2 separate regions of the Homo sapiens genome follow, and region 2 is linked to region 1. A link is a loop called in an ENCODE intact Hi-C map of the cell type or tissue named here. Cell type or tissue: psoas muscle. All regions are shown on one strand. Each heading gives the region's core, and the rest is flanking DNA. Links, peaks and the distances in the headings are about the cores only. Region 1 has its middle 20 kb from the start of CXCR1. Region 2 overlaps USP37 (ubiquitin specific peptidase 37).

Region 1 (2,916 bases), core at 284-2,783:
AACCTAAAGTCCTTAAAGGCCTTCAAGGCTTTACTCTATCTCCCTGCCCTCACCCTCTCCCCCCATCCCACCTCATTACCCCTCTGGATTTGTTTGCTAGGGCTGCCATAACACAGTACCACAAACTGTGCAGCTTGAACAAACGGAAATTTCTTATCTCATAGTTTTGGAGACCAGAAGTTCGAGACCAAAATGTAGCAGGGTTAGTTCCTTCCAAAGGCTATAAGGGAGAATCTAGTCTGTTCTGTGCCTCTTCCCAGCTTTGGTGCTTGCTGGCAATCTTTGGTGTTCCTTGACCAGTAGAGGCATCACCCCAATCTCTGCCTTCCACTTCACGGTGCATTCTTCCTCTGTGCATTTCTCTGTGTCCCTTTTTATATGGACAGCAGTCATATTGGATTAGTGTCCCCCCTCTAATGACATTATCTTAACTAATAACATCTGCAATGACCCCAATTCCAGATAAGGCCACCTTCTGATGTACTGGAGTTTAGAACTTCAAAATATGAATTTGCGGGGAGAGGACACTATTCAACCCATAACACCCTCTAACCACTTCCACTTCACCCCTTGTAGCTCAGCTCCAGACATACTGGCCTTGTACAGCTCTTGCCTTAGGGCATTGACTCTGGCCATTCACCCCCTCAGAAAGCTCTTCCTTAGCTGCTCCTGCAGGTAATTCCCTCACCTCTTCTAAGTGTTTTCTCCAACCCACCTTCTTGCTGAGGCCCACACTGTCCCCCATCTGCATCTGCACCTCCCCAAGACTTCCTGATATCCCTTGCCCTCATCAATTTAACACATGCTTCTTTCCTTGCTGCAGTCATCCCTTCCTAACATCCTATACCATTTGCTTGTTTATTATAGAGGCTATTGTTTATTGTCTGCCTCCTCTGGTGCATATAAGCTTCACGAAGGCAGGGATCCGTATCCATTTTGACCACTGTATCCCATGTGCCTAGGAGACATTACACATCTCCTTGGCAAGTAGAGGGTACAATAAACAGTTGTTGAAAGCAAAGCAAAAGAAGAAAAGAAGGATTCTATTTCTAGAAATTGAGGACCCACCAGTGACTTGCCCTATGTTTCTCTTGCCTCCAGTCTCTGGGAAATAACACTGGAGGGAAAGTTAAGCCCACCACGGCTGTAAGAAATGACTTAGCAGAGCAGGAGACCACTAACTGTTCTGATAACACCTGAGATCACGCAAGGTTGCTTGGTGGGGGGAGGCGGGGGCAGGTGCAGAATCTACTCTTGGAGGCCAGGGCCTGGAGTTGCAAGACCAGTCCAGGAGAGGGCAGCATTATCTTCAAATCAAACCAAATAACTGGAGGAGCACAAGGAAGTAACCCACGTGAAAATTCCTCTACCCTATGGAAGTACAACTGTAAATTGGGTTCGGCAGCCCACGTCTAGAACTTAACACCACCCTTTAAAGTTTGCAAACCCTTTCACATACATTCATTCTCCCCTTAAAGTGCTCCTAGATGAGAGTTTAGCCATTGCCGGAGTGTGAGCGGAGTTTGCACTGAGCAATTAAACGATATCACCCATGTGGTCCCATGTTCCTCAACTTGTCACAGGTTCCAAGCACTTAACAGTCCTGTCCCCATGGTCAACCCCCATTTCCAGCCCACAGACCCTTCTTCCAGAAGGTTCTCAGCCTCTCTGAGTGAACCCACACTTTCAAATACAGCACATTTGGACTTACTGGCCAAGGGATTAAAAGGTATACAGAAAGCAAGTTTCTGAGAACTGAAGATCGTTTCACAGTTTTTTGGTCCTCCAGCTTGGGCTGCCATAACAAAATACTGGTGATCTCAACAACAGAAATGTGCTTCTCACAGTCCTGGAGACTAGAAGCCCCAGATCAGGGTGCCAGCATGGTTGGGTTATGATGAGGGCACCCTCCTGGCTTGCAGATGGCTGCCTTCTCAATGTGTCCTCATGTGGTGGAGAGAAAGAAAGAGAGGTCTGGTCTCTTCCTGTTCTTATGAGGACACTAATTCCACATGGGGGCCCTACCCTCATAATCTATCACCTCTCCAAAGGCCCCACCTCCAAATACCATCACAACAGGGGTTAGGACTTCAACATATAAACTTGGTGAAGACACAAACATTTTGAGTCCATAGCAAGCACCATGTCACAGTTTAACAGGAATGATTTCCTTCCCTGATAACACTCCCTTACATATTCATGAGTCAAGGCTCTAGCAAGTTCTAACAAACTTTTATCTGTCTTTGATGCAGGCTTGCTTATTTTCTCTTACACGTGGCCAGCCGTACCAAGCTCTACCCGATATGGCCCAACCTGCATAGTCAACATTCTGTCTGATGGACTTGGCTGCCAAAGCGGTATCCATGGTTGCAGTAAAAATAAACCTCACAAATGGTGACCAGGGGGCTGGAGGGTGGAGGGGTTCTAGATGGAAACTGGGCAGATGGGAGACAGGTGGGAAGAAGACTCCTTGTGAATAGCTTTTAATTTTTTTTTTTTTGAAACATGTGACATAGTTCCCATTACATATTTTCAATGTTTAAAAAATAATTTTAAAATGTTAAACAGTCATAATTCAACCATGGTGGCAGGAGGTCTGTGGTGCAGCTGAGAAACTGCTCTAAGCTCTGGCATGTGCAGTTGTATGTCTTCTGGCTGCTCTGTCTCAATTTCCACCCACAGAGCCAAGGAAGCCTCCAGCCAATTCCAGGGAGCATCTTTCTGGGCCCTGGGTTTAGAGACCTGTGATTCTCTTTATTCCCTCTGCTCCAGATTCTCCAAATCAGCTCACTTTGGGCTCTCTTGGCCCTGTGTCTTTCCTGTCACTGGTTTGTCAACTGCCTCCACTCAGTGCCTCCCCTTAGCCCTTCCTGTCCTTACGGTTTCTAAATGCAATTCTAATAGCTTCACAAATGT
Region 2 (2,916 bases), core at 323-2,822, 280 kb after region 1:
GCTGGTCTAGAACTCCTAGCCTTAAGGGATCCACCCACCTTGGCCTCCCAAAGTGCTGGGATTACAGGCGTGAGCCACAGTGCCCAGCTTAGATTTCTTAATCTGATTATCTGATGAACCCAAAGCAGGCCTCAAACAAGTACTAAACCTACCCATTCATTCTAGGGAGTCTTGGTAAATTTTTACTAACATGACTTGGATTGCACAGGATTAGATAACTATGAAAAATCAGACCTGTAAGTCAGATCCTGTTGCCTATAAATCTGATATTTCAGGTGACTGTAACAGTGGAAAACAAATGGCATAAACTGAACATTGAAGAATAGGTTACTACATAAAGAAAAGAGCAAGGGCTGGGGGCAAATAGCTCATGCCTATAATCCCAGCACTTTGGGAGGTTGTGGTGGGAGGACTGCTTAAGCCCAGGAGTTTGAGACCAGCCTGGGCAACAGTGAGACACTGTCTTTACTAAAAATAAAAAAATGAGCCGGGCATGGTGGATGCTCCTGTGGTCCCATGTACTTGAGAGGCCTAGGCAGGAGAATTGCTTGAGCTCAGAGTTTGAGGCTGCAGTGAGGAATGATCAAGCCACTACATTCCAGCCTGGGCAACTGAGCAAGACCCTATCTCAATAAATAAACAGGAAGACAGATAAATGTTCTAATACTAAAATCTGAAAATTAGATTTTAGAAAATATTTGTGATAATTCTATGTTCAAATAATTCATAAAAAATTTATATTCTTAGAAAATAACCAAAACAAATACATTGCCTTAAAATACAATTATAAAATCATGGTGTTATACTGGTTGTTTCTACAGCTTGCAAAATAATGCTGGACTGGGAAGCCAGGCATGGTGGCTCACATCTGTAGTCCTAGCACTTTAGGAGGCCAAAAGGGGAGGAGTGCTTCAGTCCAGGAGTTCAAAACCAGCCTGGGCAACATAACAAGGCTCTGTCTCTAAAAAATTAAAATAGAAAATAAAAATAAAAAGAAAAGAAAAAAATAAATTTGGACTAGGAATAATCTATAATACCCCATCCTGTTTTAGCAAGCAATGAATTATAGTTATGAAAGGTAACCAACAATACATTTTATTGCATTTGGATTGTCAAAAAAAGAAACACTACCCACGTACCTGTTTCAAACCCAGGCTGGAGTGCAGTGGCGTGATCTCAGCTCACTGCAACCTCTGCCTCCTGGGTTCAAGCGATTCTCCTGCCTCAGCCTTCTGAGTAGCTGGGACTACAGGTGTGTGCCACCATGCCTGGCTAAGTTTTATATTTTTAGTAGATGGGGTTTTGTCATGTTGGCTAGGCTGGTCTCAAACTCCTGGCCTCAAGTGATCCGTCCGCCTCAGCCTCCCAAAGTACTGAGATTACAGGCATGAACCACCAAACCCTGCCTCAAACAAGTCTTTTTTTTCCCCAATGACTTACTCTATGTAAATCATCTGGAACAATGTCTGACACATAGTAAGTGCTCAACACATTAGTTATTATTATTATATTTCTCAGGAAAGGTAAGTACAGAGAAAGTAGCAATATAAATATCTCTTACTTGCTCTTGAAGGCTCTGAGCCAGTGCCTGCTGAAGCTCTTGCTCTTCCCTTTCACGCTCCATATCATACTGCTGGAGCCAATCAACTTCTCCCTGAGATCCTTCTGGAGTTTTGTTTTCTTTATTCTCATCACAGTCTTTAGTTATCTCAGTAAAACTGGCAGGATCTGAGGAAGCAGAACATAACATTAATTTGGAAAATCCTAATAAATGGAAATTTCTGAACTAGAGTGACACCTACTGTTCATAAAGCAATTTACCCTAATTTCATCTATAATTTGCTTAGGACATACAATTTCACCTTACTAGATCTACGTCAGGGTTGATCAACCTAGAGCTATTGACATTTTGGGTGGGACAAGCTTTTGTTGGGGTGAGGGGAGAAGAGTATGTCCTGTGCATTGTAGAACGTTTAGCAGTGTTTCTGGCCTCTACCTACTAGATATTAGTAGCATCCACCCTCTACAGTTGTGATAACCAAAAATGACAGACACTACTATATGTCCTCTGGAAGGCAAAATTGTTCTTGTTTGAGAACAAATGATCTACAGTGATGGTTCTAAAAGTTAATTAATCATCAGAAACACACTATGTAAAGATGGGGAAGAAAAAACAGCCATAGGTCATAGTGTCACTTGACCAAGTACTGGAAATAAAATATTTTTAGAGCAAATGAAGTAAGAATTAGGCCAAAATGATCAAGCTACTATTGAGATTTTCCCCATTCTTTTTTTTATTTTTTGGGGACAGTGTCTTGCTCTCTCACCCAGGCTGGAGTCCAGTGGCACTATCTCGGCTCACTGCAATCTCTGCCTCCTGGGTTCAAGCAATTCTCATGCCTCAGCCACCAAGCAGCTGGGATTACAGGTGCACGCCATCACACCTAACTAATTTTTGTTTTAGTAGAGATGAGGTTTCATCACATTGGCCAGGCTGCTCTCAAACTCCTGACCTCTGGTGATCTGCCCGCCTTGGGCTCCCAAAATGCTGAGATTACAGGTGTGAGCCACTGTGCCTCGCCGATTTTCCCCATTTATTACACTGTATGTTGAACATGTGTTTAAACATTAATAATCAAACAAGCATTGTATATATCTAAATCAAGAGTGTATGGCAATATACAGTGTGTGTTTAAAACATTCAGGAAGGTAAGAAATCCCCTCCCCCCTCCTCCCTTCCCCCTCCCCCTGCCCAGGCTGGAGTGCAGTGGCTCACTGCAACCTCCACCTCTTTCAGGCAATTCTCCCGCCTCAGACTCCTGAGTAGCTGGGACTACAGGCGCCCGCCACCATGCCCAGCTAATCTATATCTATCTATCTATCTATCTATCTATCTATCTATCTATCTATTTTTTT

The links. A loop is a pair of places that touch in the nucleus more often than their neighbours do. Peaks named below come from ENCODE experiments on the same cell type or tissue, not always from the same donor. Only the 100,000 strongest peaks of a DNase experiment are listed, where the experiment ranks them.
Region 2: a loop joins it to region 1, with 3 times the contacts of the local background. A loop is called at or near these places in 25 of 110 quality-filtered maps.

What each region holds. Positions count from the first base shown.
Region 1 is chr2:218,185,181-218,188,096 of GRCh38, forward strand. No RefSeq gene overlaps it. Among named protein-coding and RNA genes, the nearest start is that of CXCR1, 20 kb to the left of the region's middle. In psoas muscle, for the core only: a CTCF peak has its summit at 1,298 (motif pointing right); a DNase peak (open chromatin) is centred at 1,261; H3K27ac peaks cover 918 bases.
Region 2 is chr2:218,464,449-218,467,364 of GRCh38, forward strand. It overlaps USP37 (ubiquitin specific peptidase 37), which reads right to left. Exons shown (of 26, transcript NM_020935.3): 21 at 1,562-1,728. Among named protein-coding and RNA genes, the nearest start is that of VIL1, 47 kb to the left of the region's middle. RefSeq lists a silencer at 1,678-1,972. In psoas muscle, for the core only: a CTCF peak has its summit at 1,815 (motif pointing left); no DNase peak of the experiment used is centred there.